Regions from separate parts of the Homo sapiens genome. Here region 1 is linked to region 2. The links are chromatin loops, found by intact Hi-C in ENCODE. Cell type or tissue: heart left ventricle. All regions are shown on one strand. Links, peaks and the distances in the headings refer to the core of each region. The heading gives the core; the rest is flanking DNA.

Region 1 (9,028 bases), core at 385-8,384, 51 kb after region 2:
CCTTGTTCTCAGGGGGAGTTGCAGGGTCAACCAGGACTGTACCATACTGGGAATCCCTGCCTTAGAGAAGCTCACAAAGTTCTAAATTCTGGTCATCTCCTAGATTGGGTCCCACTTAAACTGTATAAGGGGTCTGAAGTCCAATCATCTGCTTTTCTAAATCCAGTGAAACTAATTCTCATCTCTGGATTTGAAGTCTAGAATTTTAAGTATCAAAGAACATAGAATTCTTGCCCTGGTCTGACAGAAACAGGTCTGGACTAGAAGGAAGGCAGAGTTCAATAAGGACAGGTTATGGGATCATTTCATTTAGTGTCTGCTTTGTGTGACTATGAATCTACTCAAAGTCCAACAGAGTATTAAAATGCCTTTTATCTTAGCCTGCTCAATCTTTGGAGAATATTAATTAATTTGTCCTCATGACACCCTGAAAGGAAGAGCAGGTTTGAATTAGCATGTTTGGGATTATGCATCAGGGTTGACTTGGATACATAGTGTTTAAGCAACGTGACTAATGAGCAAATCTGGGAAAGAATCTCTTTTATATCCTCCTACTCTAACAACTTCTTTGACCAGCAACTTTTGCCTTTCATCAGAATGACAAATCTACAGATTATCAAGGAGATTTCCATGTTGTAAATTCAGAATTAATTTTAATATATGAAACCAATAACTCGACTGTACATTGTTAATGCTTTGAAAGACATGGGCATCTTGACAGAATGAAGTCTCTGTGCCAGTTTTTAAATTACGAGGCTTCTCTTGATAAATTCAGAGACAGCAGTGACAGTGATTAATTTCCCCCTCCCACAAGCACAAAATGATAGAGTATTTGCTAAATGAAATGACATGAAGCAGTTCATAAAGCTCTAAGCATGATGTTAAGAACTCCAGGAATCCTGGACTCACACTGTGCTTCCGTCTTCTTATTAAGGCTCACTGACTAAGCTTCTGCAGGATGATTTTCAAATCTACTGACATTTATTCACAATATCATTTCAAGCAGATCTAACTTCATTTGCACCCCAGTCATTCTACAATAACTGTCTAGCTCCAGTGGGTTTTGAGTAAAAGACCACCATGGCTTATTTTTACATGGCCAATCACAGTCGGTAAAGGTTGGCTTCTTCTGCAGATTGTTTACAGAAAATTCACTCGATTTTGAAAATGTGACCCAAATCATTATGAAGATAAACCATTAACCACTTACTGGGTACCAAGTCTCCGGTGATTGCTTATTAAAAATGCATCAATAGTGAGGGCATTCAAAATTAGCGCTGGGTACAAGATGTATTTTTCAAAACACTGAAGCCAAACATAGAGTCTTTCGAACCACATTAAATGGGCAACATCTGAAAGAAATATAAAAACCACTTAGAACAACCACCGATCAAAGTATTTTTCTTTAAGTACAGGTAATAATAAGTAATATTCCCCCCCTTTAATTCAAAAGCTGCTAATTAAGAACTCGTGATACTAGACATGATATACCATTTTTTTCCAGGCAGCAACTGTTAGCTTTGCTTCTACACAGTTCATAAATAATAATATACATACAGTAATATAGGCCAGCATCCCAATTGTTCAAGTCAATTGATTTCTTCATATATAATTTACTGAGACCAATGAATGGGCTGTCACATAGCATCAAGTCATCTTAGCGTAGTAAGGGTGGAAGGTGAAGGATGAAGAGTTGGAAAAAATCCCTTATGTCTGTCTCCTTTTAAGCTAGGGTTCACTTCTGTGGCTGAAGCTAGTTTCTGGGCTTTCTTCTCTCCCTTTTTAATCTTTAAACCACAAACAAATCCCTGGGCAATATATGCAAATAAGACACAGCTGACTCCCAAACCCCAGCCACTATGAATCTATTACCTTCTTCTGAGTGCTTACAACAAAGGAAGTACCACAAAGATTGAAGTCTATTTCCATTAAGGGCTAAGGTTTTAAGTTAGACCAACCTGGGTTTGCATTCAGTCTCTACCAACCACTAGTGAATGACCTTGAATTATTAGCTTCATCTTTTCGAGCCTTAGTTTTTTGTGTCCTGCCCATCCTCTGAGTCTGCTGATGGGGAAGAGGTTCTTTCCACCTCCTACTCCTCATGGCAGGAGATGGGGTAATGAGGAATGCATGCTTGCCCATCTGGGGAGCCCGTGCTTTTCTCTCTGGGGAGGAGGAGCAGCTGGCGTGAGTGGTCAGAGCACAAACTTCCTTAGGTCACATTCAGCGGTGGGGAAATGCTTCATCCCTGCCTCTTGGAACTGGAACAAGAGCCAGGACTCTCCTCTGCTTCCCAACTTGAGGAGAGCACAGCAGGTTCAGGCCCAGGGCCCTCGGCTAGGCCCCTCTCATTCCCTGCCCCCTCCTCTCTGTCTGTCAGTAATTGGGAGGCTGCAGTGGGCCCCCACCTACCAGCAAATGAACCAGCTCTGCTGTGGGCTTCATGCTCTCCACAGCAAGCCTCAAAGCTTAAAGCTGCAAGGTGCCAGGCAACTCCATTACACCTCTGGAATCACATTCTTCAACAATTTATAGTAAAAAAAAAAACTTTACCCTACAATGACCTAGAGTTAAAAAGAGAGTTATGTAGTTTTTACATTGGGTTGCACAAGAACAACTCACAAAAGAGAAAAAGTTCAAGCTGACAAAACAGCCTGTTCCTTCCAGGTCTCTTATCCAAGATTAGCATACAAATTGTCTGTTTCCAATCAGCTTCACTGGGGCTCTGCATGACAGATCTCAGGAAGTATCATAAACACACACACACAAATAGAAACTATTTTACTTTCTACTTGATATGGCTCATATTTCTATATAAGAATATATCATCTTGGTAACTCAAAAACAAAACTACTTTCATTTGATTAAAAATATGAAGAGAGACCGGGTGCGGTGGCTCATGCCTGTAATCCCAACACTTTGGGAGGCCAAGGTGGACAGATCACTTGAGGTCAGGAGTTGGAGACCAGCCTGGCCAACATGGCGAAATCCGACTCTACTAAAAATACAAAAGTTAGCTGGGCATGGTGGCATGTGCCTGTAATCCCAGATATCCTGGAGGCTGAGGCAGGAGATTCACTTGAACCCGGAACCCGGGAGGCAGAAGTTGCAGTGAGCCGAGATTGTGCCGCTGCACTCCAGCCTGAGTGGCAGAGAGAGACTCCATCTCAGAAAAAAGAAAAAATATATATATATGTGTGTGTATATATATATCTGTGTGTGTAAATGTGTATATATATATATGGGTATATATGTGTGTGTATATGTATATGTGTGTGTGTGTGTGTGTGTGTGTGTATATGAAGAGAGACTTGGCATTTAGAAATCTTACTTGAAAAGAATTCATTCGAATGGGCTAGGAATGGTGAGAATAGACAGCGTGAAAGTCCTTCAAGATATTGGAAATAAAGTATTATCAGTACAAACACTCCAACAATGAGCTTAATAAATAGAAGAGACAATGAGAAATCATCCAGATAAAAATAAAAAGAAGTTTTAGTGACAGATGAAACAGGGAGGAAGAGTGGGAGGAGAATAAAGTTCAAAGAGCAAGGATGTTGGGCAGGAATTCAATGTTGAATATTCTTAATGGACAAAGTATAATTTTTTCTGGAGTAGATTTGGAAATGTGTTATTTCATAATGAATGTTTTATACACAATAAAGTCTAGACATATTAGACATTTTACATATAGATTAAAGGATTTTAATCTGTTGTGAAAGCATGTGGGCTGTCACATAGCATCAAGTCATCTTACAGTAGTAGAGTAGTAAAAAAAAATCTTCAAGACCACTCCTGCATTCCCTCCCAGCAACTGTCTTTGACCTCCACTTTCGGGAGAAAATAAAGTCTATGAGGTACAAATGCCCTCCAACTACAAATTCATTTATACTCATATCTACTACTGGCTCCTCCTGAAGCCAAGCTCCATCCATGTCCTGCATCCTGTGCTCCTGCCATCTTGGTTCAGTAGCCACTCCCTGCCTCAACACTAGCTCTTTCCCAAGGCAAGTGGCAAGATCCCAGTCTTCTCTGTGTGGAAAACTCACCTTCCACCCTGAACCTCCTTCTAGAGCTCACTCTGGCCTTTTCTGTACTTCTCAGCTTCTTGGAAAGCTTGTCAATATCTGATGTTCCCACTTCTGTGTCTCCCACTTACTGGGGACACCTCTGCCCCTGGGTATTTGCAGCTACCCTTGCCCTGACATGCATGTGGCAGGACCTCTTGTGACCTCCTGATGGTCAAATAACTGATACTTCTCAGTCTCTCTTACTGGACTTTTCTGACGCATAAAACATCACTAAATCCTCCCTCCTTTTGAAAACTCACTCTGCCCTTAGCTTCCCCATCCCACCATCCCCAGCTTGTGCTCAAACCTTTTGCTCTACTCTTCTCCCATTTCCTCTGTCATCTCCTCTTCCCCTATCCCTGGTCATCTGCTTTCCTTCTCCCCCTATTATTTTTCTTATCTTCTTGAGCTAATGTCTTCAACACCCGTAACTTTAATTATTACTTCCATGCTGATGACACTCAAATCTATAACTCAATATCTCATCTTTCTCCTGGACTTCAGATCTAAATAATCAATTGAATAGCTTCATCTGATGTCCCAAAGGAACTTTCAAATACAACATGTCACAAACGTAATGCTGTCAACCTGTACACACCTTCTCTTCCTCATACATTCTTGCATTCACTTAGCCATGCAGACAATATACCCAGAGTCATCCTAAATCAGCTCTTCTCACTTCTCATAGCTGTACGTTGAAATCACTTCGGGGCAAAGCTGAAAAACACTGTCCTAAATGGTGATTCTCAAACATCAACATGCAAATAAGTCCCTTGTTAAGATGCAGAGTCTGATGCAGTAGGTCTGGAATGGAGCCAGACATTCTACATTTCTAATAAACTTCTAAGTGATGCAAATACTCCTGGACCTCAGGGAATACTTTCAGGAACAGCAGAGCCAGCAGTACCAGCATCCCCTAGGAATTTGTTACAAATGTAAATTCTCAGATTCAATCCTGGACCCAATGAGTCAGAAATTCTGCGGATTGGGCCCTGGGCAAGGCAATCTGTGTTTTGACGAGTCCTACAAGTGATTCTGATACATGCTCCAGTTTGAGAACCATTTTCTGGATGATCTTCCTCTATACATGGAGACTAAAGGACTGAAGGACTAAACTGGGTTGATTCCATGTGCTCACTCTCTGCATGTCTATCCCTTCTTTTCTGTCTTCCATGCTCTTAATCACTTTTGCCTAAAAAATTATAATTATCTTTTATGCAGATAAACTGTTTCCTAAACCAGCCAGATGTGTACACTGTATTCTAATCCTTCTTATCTGTCTCTACTTGAGGACTTGTTTCTTGCAATGATCCCCCATTCTCCTGCATTACTTGGATTTTTTTCTCTTTACCGAATCATTCTCATCAGAAAAAAAAATTGCTATAATATCTTCCATTAAAAATATACCCCAAGCCTGGGCAATATAGGGAGACCCTGTCTCTACAAAAAGTTTAAAAATAAGCTGGGCATGGTGGTGTGTGCTTGTAGTCCCAGCTACTTGGGAGGCTGAAGTAGGAGGATTGCTTGAACCCGAGAGGTTGAGGCTGTAATAAGCCGTGATTACACCACTGCACCCCAGCCTGGACAACAGAGCGTAGACCCTGTCTCAAAAACATGAAAAAAATACCCTCTTTTGGCCTTACATTTTCTTTCAGATGCTGGTTATTTTCCAGGCACTACCCGGAAAATATTTTCATTTTTTAAAAATGTAGCTACACTCATTTTCTCAACAACCTTATCTTCCTTTTCTTTTTAAGTTTACTTCAGTCAGGTAACTTTTTAAGTTTACTCCAGTCATCAAAACCTAGTTATAGAGTACATAACTAGGTGTAGAATTCATAGGTTATCAGGTGTGCATATAGCAAGCTTCAGCAGATAATGACAAATAATTGTCCAAAGGTATTGTGCCAATTTACACTCTCGCAGATGGTACCAGAGAGTTCCTTTTTGTTCCACATCTTTGCCAAAATGTTTTTTCTCTTCTTAATTTTTGCCATGCTGCCCTGTGTAGAGTGGTATCATATTATGGTTTTATTTAACATTTATTTAATGACTCATGCAGACGAGTATCTTTTTACATGTTTACTGGCCATTTGGATACACACTTTTGTGAAGTAGTTCTTCATTCTGTTGCCTGGTTCTTTTTCCTATTGGATTATATGTCTTTTCCTTATTGATTTTTGGGAGTTCTTTATACATTCTAGGTATGAGTCTTTAGCCAGTATATGTATGAAGAAAAACTTCTCCCATTTTATGGTTAGATTTTCACTCTCTTAATAGTATCTTTTATAAAAAAGAAATACATAATTTTAATATATTACAACTTCTCATTTTTTCCCACTTAGGGCCTTCGGTGCTATTTGTTGTTGTTGTTGTTTTGTTTTTTTTTTTTGTTTCTTTTTTTTTTTTGAGATGGAGTCTTGCTCTGTCACCCAGGCTGAAGTGCAGTGGCTCAATCTCGGCTCACTGCAAGCTCCGTCTCCCGGGTTCAAGCCATTCTCCTGCCTCAGCCTCCCAAGTGGCTGGGACTACAGGCGCCTGCCACCACGCCCGGCTAATTTTTTTGTATTTTTTAGTAGAGACGGTGTTTCACCGTGTTAGCCATGATAGTCTCAACCTCCTGACCTTGTGATTCGCCTGCTTCGGACTCCCAAAGTGTTGGGATTACAGCCATGAGCCTCTGCACCTGGCCGGTGCTATGTTTAAGAGAAAAAGATCATGATCACATTCTCCTATGGTTTTCTCTAAGACCTTTATTGCTTTATCTTTCACATTTAGATCAGCAAACTATCCAGCATTGATTATTGTGTATTGTGTAAGACAGGGGCCAAGACTCATTTTTTTCCATGTTAATATCTGATTGACTGCCACCATTTATTGAAAACAACTTCTATTTCCCCCAGCACTGGAGTGAACTGTGATGTTTTATGTGCCTCTACGTGTGCTAGATGCTTTCCTGGAATGACCCTGAGTCTTTTCTGCTTGAGAAATTCCTAATCTGTTTACAGGGCTGGCATCTCGCCTTCTGGAGACCTCAGGCCCCTTTGAGCCCCCTGCTTCCAATACAGTCACTACCGGAGGCTGCCAGGGGCAGGGCATTTGAAGCATCATTCTGGTAGGAGGAGGATTTACCACTGACAGTGTTTAGAATTCTCAGTACATGGTAACAGTAAAAAGGGGTAACTTTTAATTGGTATTTTTATTGTTTTAAAATTCTTTATAAGCCATGCACCCCCTTGCTGACTGCTCCTGGGCAGACCCCACCACTTCCTTACCTTCGGTGCTCTACTGACGTCCCATGTATGGAATAACCATTAGGTGTCTGCCAGACATTGAGCCAGGTGCTCTGTATATACTGGTGTAGCATCTCAAATCCAAAAACCTGGAATCTGAAATGCTCCAAAATCCAAAGCTTTTTGAGCACTGACATGACACCTAAAGAAATGCTCATACGCCACAATCCAAAAGAAACCATAATCAGAAATACGGTCCCAAGCATTTTAAATAAGAGGTACTCAACCTGTATTATTACTTCTAGCTTCAACGCAAAGAATGTTATTCCTTCACGCCATCACTGTACCCTGTGAATTCTATAATTTAAGGAAGTGTCACATCATAGAGTAATTATTCACTTAAATACGAATCTTCCCACTAGATTCTGAATTTGTTAAGGGTAGGTACTATGTACCTACTAGAATGTCTGCCAGAGAGTTGGGGTTTGGTAAATGATTATTACCTTATCATTTTTAGTGGTTGAGGGAATTCTGGATAATTACATTTAACAGAGGTTCTGGGGGAAAAAAGCAGTCTTTTTGAAGTACTTTTCTGATTATGAAATAAAAAAAGTAACTAGCGTATTAAACAACATTTCCTATTTTAATCTCTCATAAAGTACAATCAGTTACAGTTAAGTTTCTTTCTGTACAAAATTATTTTTTCTGATTTCTCAGTTTATAAGAGATCAACAGTGTCAGATTGAGGCCATCACATCAAATGCAATTCAGCCTGCTTATAAAAATACATTTACAGAGTTCTATCAACATTTGTCACCAATTCAGAGAGACATGACAACCTTAGCTATATTCCTGCAAAAAAAATGTAAATGAAGAGAAATATAAGCCAATCTCTTCCCAGTGCTATTAGAAAAACATATGAATTAAAGGAAACATTTGAGTGGCTGGGTCATCACTGTAGAATAGCCCGGGCACCATTTGGATGGGGGAGTAAGAACTAGATTTTCAAAAGCTTGTCACATTTACTTTTAGAAAATGACATTTTCCAGTGAGTGGAGATAGATTGATTTGAGTGGAGGGACATAATCCCATTACAGTCTACAAGGATTTACCACAGGTCATGGCAACAAAAGTAGGTTTTTCATAAGAATTTCAGTTTACTCATCTCAGAAACACATAAAACAATGAATTTCAAATAAAAGAGACAGCACTGATAAGCTCTGAATTCACTATCCATGCCTTTCCAAATATTTCAGAGTGAAATACTTATTCAGTGAGATTCTAACCATCTGAACTACCTGGGGGGTGTGTGTGTGAGCACGTGAAACTATGGTTGACCCTTGAACAAGGGGGAGGTTAGAGACACCAACGCTTGCACAGTCAAAAGTGCGAATTTAACGTTGACTCCCCCAAAACTTAACTACCATTAGTCTAATGTTGATCAGAAGCCTCACTGGTAACATAAACAGATGATTAACACATATTTTATCTGTTATATGTATTATATACTGTATTCTTATAATAAAGCATGCTAGAGAAAAGAAGATGTTATTAAGAAAATCATAAGAAAGAGAAAATATATTTCCTATTCATTAAGTGGAAGTGGATCACCATAAAGGTCTTCATCCTCATCATCTTCACGTTGAGTAGGCTGAGGAGGAGAAGGAGGAAGAGGAGGGGGTAGTCCTGCTGGCTCAGGGGTGGAAGAGGTGAAAAGGTGGAGGA
Region 2 (8,856 bases), core at 857-8,856:
ATCCTAGAGCTATGTGTGGGCAGAGAGTAGCAAGCAGGTTAGTTAGGAGGCTAGGGTAAAAAGGCAGACAGGGGACACATTTGTCATATGCCCTAGTGAGGCACAGAATCAGGGAACAGGAGGTCTGCAGGTTTCAGGACCGGCCAGTTCAGGGAGAAAAGGGACTAGCCGTGATTATCAGGTCACTGGTGATTTATTTATCACTTCCTTGAAGTATTAAAATGGTTTTGTTACACTGCAGCTCTCATTAGAGACCTGCACAAACAAAAGTCAGCTTTAAAAGATCTGCAATAAAAACCAAGGGACTGGAAAGTGAGGGAGCAGAGGTGAAAAGAAAGAGGAAGCCAGGAGAGGGGACTGCTAGGTGGCCTCCAACACACACCCCCAGCCTGGTGGCGGCAGTTCATGGTGGTAAATGTGCTCACTAAAGCTCCAGACGAGAATGTCTTTTCAGGCGGCCCTTTTAAAGTGATGGAACAACTAGTACAAAATTAAACAGGATAAATGACGTTAACTGACTGGTCCTTTGTATCAGACTCAAAAGACGGTAATTAGAACGGCCACATAGAAACTCTGCAGTCAGAACACTAAAACTCATTAATGAGGATTTGAAACTAAAAAAAAGTTTTAAATAGATAGAATGAGCTTTCCAGAGTGTTTGTAAGGACCAGATGAGATTTCCTGTCACTTCCTTTCCTGGTACCCACCACTCTACTGTTGTGATTTCCCTCGACTGATCTTTTCAGCAGATGGGCCAGAGGACGCTGCGTTCTGATGCCTTCACAAAAGGCAACAATAGACCTTCAGCAGACTGGGTTTTGCACCAAGAACTCTCTCCTGCAGCAGAATTGAAAATTTCCTTCCACTTGGCTCCTTTGGAAAGACCTAGGAAAGGGCAGGTTTCCTTGTACATACCCACAGACCCTGAAGCCCTCTTCCAACCCATGAGAAGGGCAGCCAGAGGCAGACACCCCACACACACATACAGGGAACCTAGTGCTAATATCTGTGTTATTTACTGATGAAAAGAATAAATGCGGCAGAATCACTTCTTTGTGGGACTGAATAAACATAAATCTTGCTCTAGAAGTCCGTATGTTTAAGTAACCCACATAAACTGACAATTCAGACCCAAACATCTCACTCAAAGATGGCTGAATTTTGGAAGTGAGGAGACTAAATAACAAAACACCTAACTCCTTTTGCGCAGGTGTTAGTATGCCTCCCTCCAATGTCATCTCTGCAAAAAGATTCCCCTTTCCACTGCGGACACTTAAAATCCTTTCTGACTCAACTGAGAGGTGTTTTACTTCTATTGAATCTTCCCATGCCAGAAAGACGGATTCCCTATCTGAGAATAGGAGGCAAAAAGAAATCTTTTGTACTGAGGACCAAGTTTTAAGTATGTTGTACTTTCCTTTCCTGTTTAGGTGAAAGCATGAGAAAATGCCCCTCCTCTTATTTACAAGTATTTGCACTTTCCAGAAGCATGACTTTCAGAGCTCCAAAAAGGTCCCCCAAATTATTTTCTCCTAAAAAAGCTTAAAGAGAAGCCAACTGTGGTAGTTTTTTTTTACTCTCTGGCTCTGTAAATATGCATGTCTCTTTAGACAAATGCAAATGAGCAGCCTTGTTATGTGTGAATTTCAAGACAACTTTACTTTTATTGCAAAATCTACCTCTCTTAGAAGACAAGAAATCTGCCAGAAACCTGAGGACCTCCTTCAACTCCTCACGGGCCCGAAGTAGGGCTCACTGATTTGGTTAGTTTTCACCAGGGCACCCCTAAATGTGAGATTGTCTGAAGGAGATCCCCCCGAGTCATGGTAAACACCTACTAGCATGGGTCAAGCTGGGACAGGAACCTCCCTGCGGAGCAGTCAGAGAATAATCATCCTAGCTCAGGCCCACGTGGTGCTTACTTTGTGGCAGCCCCTGCTCTCCGTGTTTTATGTATGTTAATTCATTTTCTCCTCACAAGTCTATGAAGTAGGTCTTATGATTTTACTTCCATTTTACAGATGAGGAAAAGGAGGCCTGAAATTATCAGTGTTAAGTGGGAGAGATGAGGTGTGAACTCAGGCAGGCTGTGTTCTAATCCCTAAGCCACACCACCTGTGCCAGAAGGATGCAAATTTTATAAACCATCTCTCGGGAGACACATGAAGCCAAAGGTCTAACTTAATGATGACCTCTGTGAGACATAAAAGACACATTGTAAAATGCTGGCACTCTGCAAAATGTAAACAAATTACGGAAAAAAGGATTAGGGTTTAAAAGTAATAAATAGCACAAGTATGGCTAATAAATTAGGGCAGAGGAGATTGAAATGGAAGACCTGCCCCAACACATGGAGCAATGCAAAGGTCTCTGTCCCAGCTGAAGCCAACACATGGAGCAATGCAAAGGTCTCTGTCCCAGCTGAAGACCTCCAGGTACACATGCTTTCCTTCCCTGCTAGCTATTCTCAAGACCTTCCCCACAAATCATTAAGAGGTCTTTACGGTTATTTGGTGAACCATTACTTCTCTCTTCTCACCTTCCCGTAAGAATAACACTCCTACTTCATCAATCACCAATTGCTTAAGGAAATTTATGACAGGTCCAAATAGTGAAGAAAAGGTGAAGAAATCATCTTCACTTTTATGCCGCAAGTTTTATGGCACTCAGAAAAGTTGGTGGTCTCTTTTCCATAGAGCTGTGATGGCTACCCACTTGTACAGGACTGTATATTTAGAATGCTCACAGAAGGGATGCTACAGACAGGAAAAAAGTATGCCATCCAGGGGCCATCTTGGCATATCAAAGGACATTAACAGTGGCTTGTACCTTCCCCTAGGTCACCTACGAAAATTTGGCAGTGATAACTCACTTTTCCTTCACAACTGGTGAAACCTGGACTAGTATTCGTTGGCTAATTTGAAATCAGTCATGTTCTTTCCAGATCCCTGAGACCCAAGAGCTGAGTCAATGAACTGAGGAGGTCATCAAGAGAGACAGGTTTGGCCTGGCCCCACAGCAGGGGGAAGCCTGGAGCCAGGGACCTCCTAACAGAGGAAGGCAGAGGAGCCTTCTGAAGTGCAAACTGGAGAAAAGCAATTGAGCACTGATTTTAGGATCTTACTTGTAGTTTTTCTCCCAGAATTTCACTGGCCTGACATATGATGTGATGAAAATGACACTCCCAAGAAATGGGCTCAATGGGGTAGAAAAGATTGATGTGGCAATCGTCTGAAAGAAAAGCATGGCAGAATCTGAGAATGTTGAGTTAAGGCAAAAAAAAAAATTATGATTCTTAGATTTTTAAAACATTATTTCAAATTTTGATGAGTTTTCACTAAAGTCATTTTTTCCACCAAAGAAAGAACAAAGAACACACACTTAATCTCTCTATGTATAGATTTATAAATATAAAACTTTCAGTAGTACCCTGCTAGGTCTCATTTCACCACCACGTAAACCAAATGATTCTCATAAAAATCTCAGCAGTCTTAGTCTGATTCATGGCAAAGGTTTAATATCTAAGGATTGAAAAGAACAGTTTCTTTTCACTAAGATTATTAGCTGAACAAAACACACTAGGGTACATTTGCTAAAGTATCAAGTAGCTTTGTAAATAATTAATATTAGATGATACTTTTTGAAAATAAATAATATAACTGTTTGGGAAGGTAGCATCTCTGTTTCTTGAAGAATGTTTTCCCACTGTTTGAAATATCTATCCATCTATCTATCTAGGTAGATGGATACACAGATAAACAGATATCGTATGTTGAACACCACTGGTTCAATTCAAGTCATATCTAGTTTTTAAGCAAAAAACACCACATGCACATGAAGTAAGTGTTTTGTGGGCCAAGTTGCTTCTTTAGGCATTCTTATATGAGTTTCTCACGTACTGGCATGCATCAATTTCACACACCTTGCTTGATCAAAGAGGTAATTGCTCAATATTAAACTTAGCATGTCTGTTGCTTTTGGCTTAAGCCCAATGGATCCTTGGTGATTAGTCGCGAGGAGCCAGAAGCAACAGTTCTCTGAGCAAGCTGGTCCCTTCAGGTCTCACTCCATCACTGAAGACTCCTAGCTGCCAATCACTCACCATCATTGTGGTGCAGAGGTTCTGTGGGGCCTGTGGTTGGAAGCACAAGAGAGAACTGCTGGCCAGAATCCATGGGGGTGGCAGAAGTCAGTGGAGAGCCAGACTGCCCAGGTCGTATAATATCGACATCCTTCCTGGTCCTAGGGTATTAGGACTTGGATCATTCTACTACAGATCTGATCTGACCTCCTACAAGGCTGATCTTCCTGCTGGGAAGTTGTTGACAGCTGTATCTCTCTCACTGCTGAACTAAGGAGGATCTTATTTCTGTAACCCATGTTGCAAAAGTTCTGTCAGAGAGTAAAAAAGAAATGCTTGGCACAGACAGGAAGACTCTGCATTTCATTATCAAGAATATAGAAGTAACTCGGACTTCTAAGTAGTTTAACATAACGTTAAACAAATTATGTGATAAAGGGGTGGGGGTGGAAGTGGGGATTCCCTAACAGCCCTATTTATATGTAAGATATAAAAAAGGGAGTGAGTCTTGTGCTGTCCACACTTTCACATACATTTTCGTAGATTTAAAATCAGATTAAAAAAACGTAGCCAGGCATTGTGGTGCACACCTGCAGTCCCAGCCACACAGGAGGCGGAGGTGAGAGGATCTCTTGAGCCCAGGAGTTTGAGGCTGCAGTGAGCTAGAATTGCACTGTTGCACTCCAGCCTGGGCAACAGAGTGAGACCCTCCCTCAAAAAAAAAAAAAAAAATCATGATTTTTTTTTTTTCAAGAGTGACTTTTTTTTTTAAAACTTTCTATTTACTCCCAAGCATTTTCAAGAGTAAAATGTCACATCCTCCATTAATAATCCATTCCAATGTTGAATTGTTTAGGTATCAAAAAGATCTCTATTGTGCTGCAATTTAAATCCAATTCTTTTTATTTTGACCTAGGTTCAAATAGAGAACTACAGAACAATATGCTACTGTGATATCTATTATCACCCATCAGTTTCCTCTTCTGAAAGCTGAAAATACCTAAATACTTCTGCCACAAAACACAACAAATTAGCTATTATGCTCCTCATCATTGGAAGAAAAGGGAATTGCATGCAAGATATCATTGAGTGAAGGTATTGAAAAAAATATTAGAAAGCAGAGTCAGGTCAGAGGTGGAGTTTTCTGAGGGGCTGTGTTGAGAAGAATGGAAGAGGGAGAAGTCCCCACATCAGGGGACAGAGGGTGTGATGGGGCTTGCAGAGGAACCAGGACAAAACCAAGTGGAGCCAGGGCTGGGCAGATGTGCTAATATGTGATCATCTGGCTAAGTCTGTCTAATTTTTAGAAGACAGTAGTCTTGCATGGTCTCTACACATATTAAAAGGGGGGCTGATGTGGCTCTTGTTTTTGATTCTAAAATTTCCCCAGAGATTACACTGTACATTTTTTAAATGCCAGAAACAATTATCCAAAATTTAAGAAGTGAGGAAACTGTGCTAGTCTAAAAATAAAGTTCAATGTGGTAGGAAAGGAAATGACGTTTAACAGGTTAGAGGGAGGGTGGCAGTGAATAGAGAGGATCTTTTTTGGGGGGAAGATCAGTAAAGAATTATAGCACACTCTGGGCAAATATGAAAGTCTGTCACTACTACTGGCAAGGCAGTACCAAGAAAGAAGAGCTACTAAGAGGAGCAGGCACATAAAGCCCTCTTTATTTCTTTCTAAGAGAAATAGCTGAGAGATTAACCTGAGGGGTAGATGCTCACTCCTTTAAAAGCACACTTAAAATGAAAACATCAATTATTTGTTTTGTTTGTTTTTTGTTTTTGTTTTTTTTGAAATGAAGTCTCGCTCTGTCACCCAGGCTAGAGTGCGGTGGCACCATCTCAGCTCACTGCAACCTCCGCCTCCCAGGTTCAAGCGATTCTCTTGCCTCAGCCTCCCCAGTAGCTGGGTACACAGGCGCCCACTACCATGCCCGGCTAATTTTTTTGTATTTTTAGTAGAGACGGGGTTTCACCGTGTTAGCCAGGATGGTCTCAATCTCCTGACCTCATGATCTGCCCTCCTTGGCCTCCCAAAGTGCTGGGATTACAGGCGTGAGCCACTGTGCCCAGCCAGAAAACATCAATTATTAACAGATTTTTAAAAATCATTAGAAGCGCAGAAGGATGCACCAAGTAGAAAGCAGCCCTCCCAATCTCCGGGTTTACTATAGAGAATCTGGCTAAGTATTTCTAATTATTAGAAGACAATGGTCTTGCATGGTCTCTACACATATTAAAAGGGTGAATATTCTCATCTTTCCCTGGAGGTTACAAGCTCAGAAGCTAACAGAGGCTATGGAGGGAGAAAACATGCTAGTACTGGAAAAAGCAATTTACCAAACAGTGCCCTGCTGGCCTGAAAGCTAATTCAATTCCAAAACAGAGCAAATTAGTCCCTTTTCAATGCTGAGATGGAGCCCACAGCTTCTTAATAGAGTGATAAAATAATTAACATTTCACAATAAGCCAAGATCCAGGGCTGACACTTAATAACTTAATAGCTTTGTCTGGGTGGCATGTATATCTAGTTTTTCAACTATTGATCTCATTATATTCTGAACAGCATGATGTTGGACTCCAAGGAACAAATATCTACCTTTACAACTGATGAAGGATGAGGGGGCCGTCCATGGGTACGGGGGAGAGGGTAAAGATCCTGTCAGTGGCCAGCCTCCAGCCTCCAGGGAGGTCAATTTGAAGGCTCTGTATCTTAGCAGAAGGGGTGGAAGTGGGTGTCACTAACAGGGCCAGGCTTAGGAACAAAACAAGGGGATCCACTGAGTGCTGTAAAATGGAACCACCAAATGCCCAATAAAATCTGCATCTCGAATGTTTCCATGTTGTAAGACAATTAGTCTGTATATCATGAAAGTATGTAAATTTAATGCTCACTGTGCACAAGCTGAGATAAATCCTAACGCTGTCTTTATTCTTATAGGACTTATTAAGTGCCAAATACCATGTGCTCATGTGTGAACCCTCAACACGAATATAGGGCAAGTATTTGAAAATTATGGTTCCCACAACAGTCTTAATTCAGTCGTGGAACTCCAAGGAATAATCAGTAATATTGAATTCACCTAACAAGGCATAAACACCAACAAGAAATGCTACAGACAGATGCAAGTCCAAAGTTATGACATCAGGAATTATAACCTCAAGTTTTAAATTCTTGGTGTAACTCCTCAACAACAAATTTGCATTAATCTAATCATTTTCATTTAATAAACATGCTTTAAATTCTAAAGAGGAAACTTTAGAAATACGTCAGAAAGAGATTAAAAATCAACTCAATATTTCACCTGTTTTTGTTTTAAAGGACTCTGGAAAACTGAAATTACTGGCTTTATAGAAAATGATTGCAGCTAAAGGGAAAGGGTGGTGCACAAGCTCAGGCTTTGCAAACATGTATATAATTTTCCTTAGCTTGTTCTGCCAAATGACCTTGAAACACTTTAGAAATATCAATGCACATCTAAGAATAGCAACATAGAACAATGTGTATTGTGAGATCCACTCTTCGTATGCTTAACATTTTTTTTAAAAAAAGTTAGGGCCTGGAAGAAATCATTTTTCAAAATATAAAATATATTATCACTCAAGGATTATCCTAAGTATGTTTCCATTCCTGTACACCAAGTTAAGGTCATAGAGATTCCTTAAGAATTGTCTTAATGAGCCTTATGTAAATTTCATATGGAAGAGAGTTCTGAGTGGTCATTCAAGTTAGCTAACAGCAGCCCTGATGGATTGCCAGAGTTGAGAACTGTGGTTTACACACACTGATGGCATAAGAATCACCAAGAAAGCTTGTGGAAAGACAGATTCTAGGATCCCGCCCAGTGAAATTTGATTTAAAAAGTATGAGTTGGGTCCAGGAATCTACTTAGTTAATTAGTTCCTCCAGGGATTCTGATGCAAGTGGTCCCTGTTTCCTGGGAAACACACAGGTTTAAAAACTCTAAATTCACTGGGAAGGAAAACCTTTGAGGACATATTTTAGGCCTGAGTCAAATTTTAATTAATCTCTTTCTTCAAGAGTATTTTTAAAGCAATTTCTCTCTCCGCTTCCCCTTACCCACGCGTGCACATATATAAAACTTAGCTATCAATGTCAAAGTGATGTTTAGAAGGAGCATCTCAAAATTTGTTATGAAGTAAATTAAAACTATTATGTAAACATTGTAAAACACACATGGAAACCAAGGCTTCTTGGCTAATAGCCACTAAAAGACCATAATTTAATTTTTTAGTCTTCCCAATGCTGTTTGTACCTAATCTTGTGTTTCTGAATATTACTGAAGTATAATATGATAACCATACTATAAAATAATATACACTTGATAAAAATGTATTGAATGCATTAAACCTATCCACAATGCTTAATAACAGCAAATTTATTTGCACTATTTTGCACAAGGCAACCCAATCATTTAAGCAGTTTAAAAGACAGGGTACCTTAATGCAGATCTGGGCATGGGAAATGGAAGGACCAGAAAAAATAAAAGTAACTCCTGAATATGCATTAAGAAGCAGGAAGAGTTCAAAATAAAGAAATATCTTTTAAGGCTAAGTGGCCTAAAGGGATCCAAAGTGCCTCTTCATGTCCCCATTAAAATGTAATCTTATAGACTTTAAAATCTTTTTATTGCCAGGGGTCAATGAAAAGCTTGCTTCCGTAAAATGTGAATCTCAGCTGGAGGGTGAAAATAGAAGCAGAAAGGATACGAGGAATGGCAAAGAGCTGAGCAAACACGTGAAACGAA

The links. A loop is a pair of places that touch in the nucleus more often than their neighbours do. Peaks named below come from ENCODE experiments on the same cell type or tissue, not always from the same donor. Only the 100,000 strongest peaks of a DNase experiment are listed, where the experiment ranks them.
Region 1: it touches region 2 in a loop (8-fold over the local background); 2 of 110 quality-filtered maps call a loop at or near these places.

Annotation. Positions count from the first base shown.
Region 1 is chr1:233,138,504-233,147,531 of GRCh38, forward strand. PCNX2 (pecanex 2) reads right to left here. Exons shown (of 34, transcript NM_014801.4): 20 at 1,211-1,352. Among named protein-coding and RNA genes, the nearest start is that of PCNX2, 150 kb to the right of the region's middle. In heart left ventricle, for the core only: no CTCF peak of the experiment used is centred there; no DNase peak of the experiment used is centred there.
Region 2 is chr1:233,086,937-233,095,792 of GRCh38, forward strand. It overlaps PCNX2 (pecanex 2), which reads right to left. Exons shown (of 34, transcript NM_014801.4): 22 at 8,819-8,856; 23 at 3,125-3,254. Among named protein-coding and RNA genes, the nearest start is that of NTPCR, 140 kb to the left of the region's middle. In heart left ventricle, for the core only: no CTCF peak of the experiment used is centred there; no DNase peak of the experiment used is centred there; H3K27ac peaks cover 807 bases.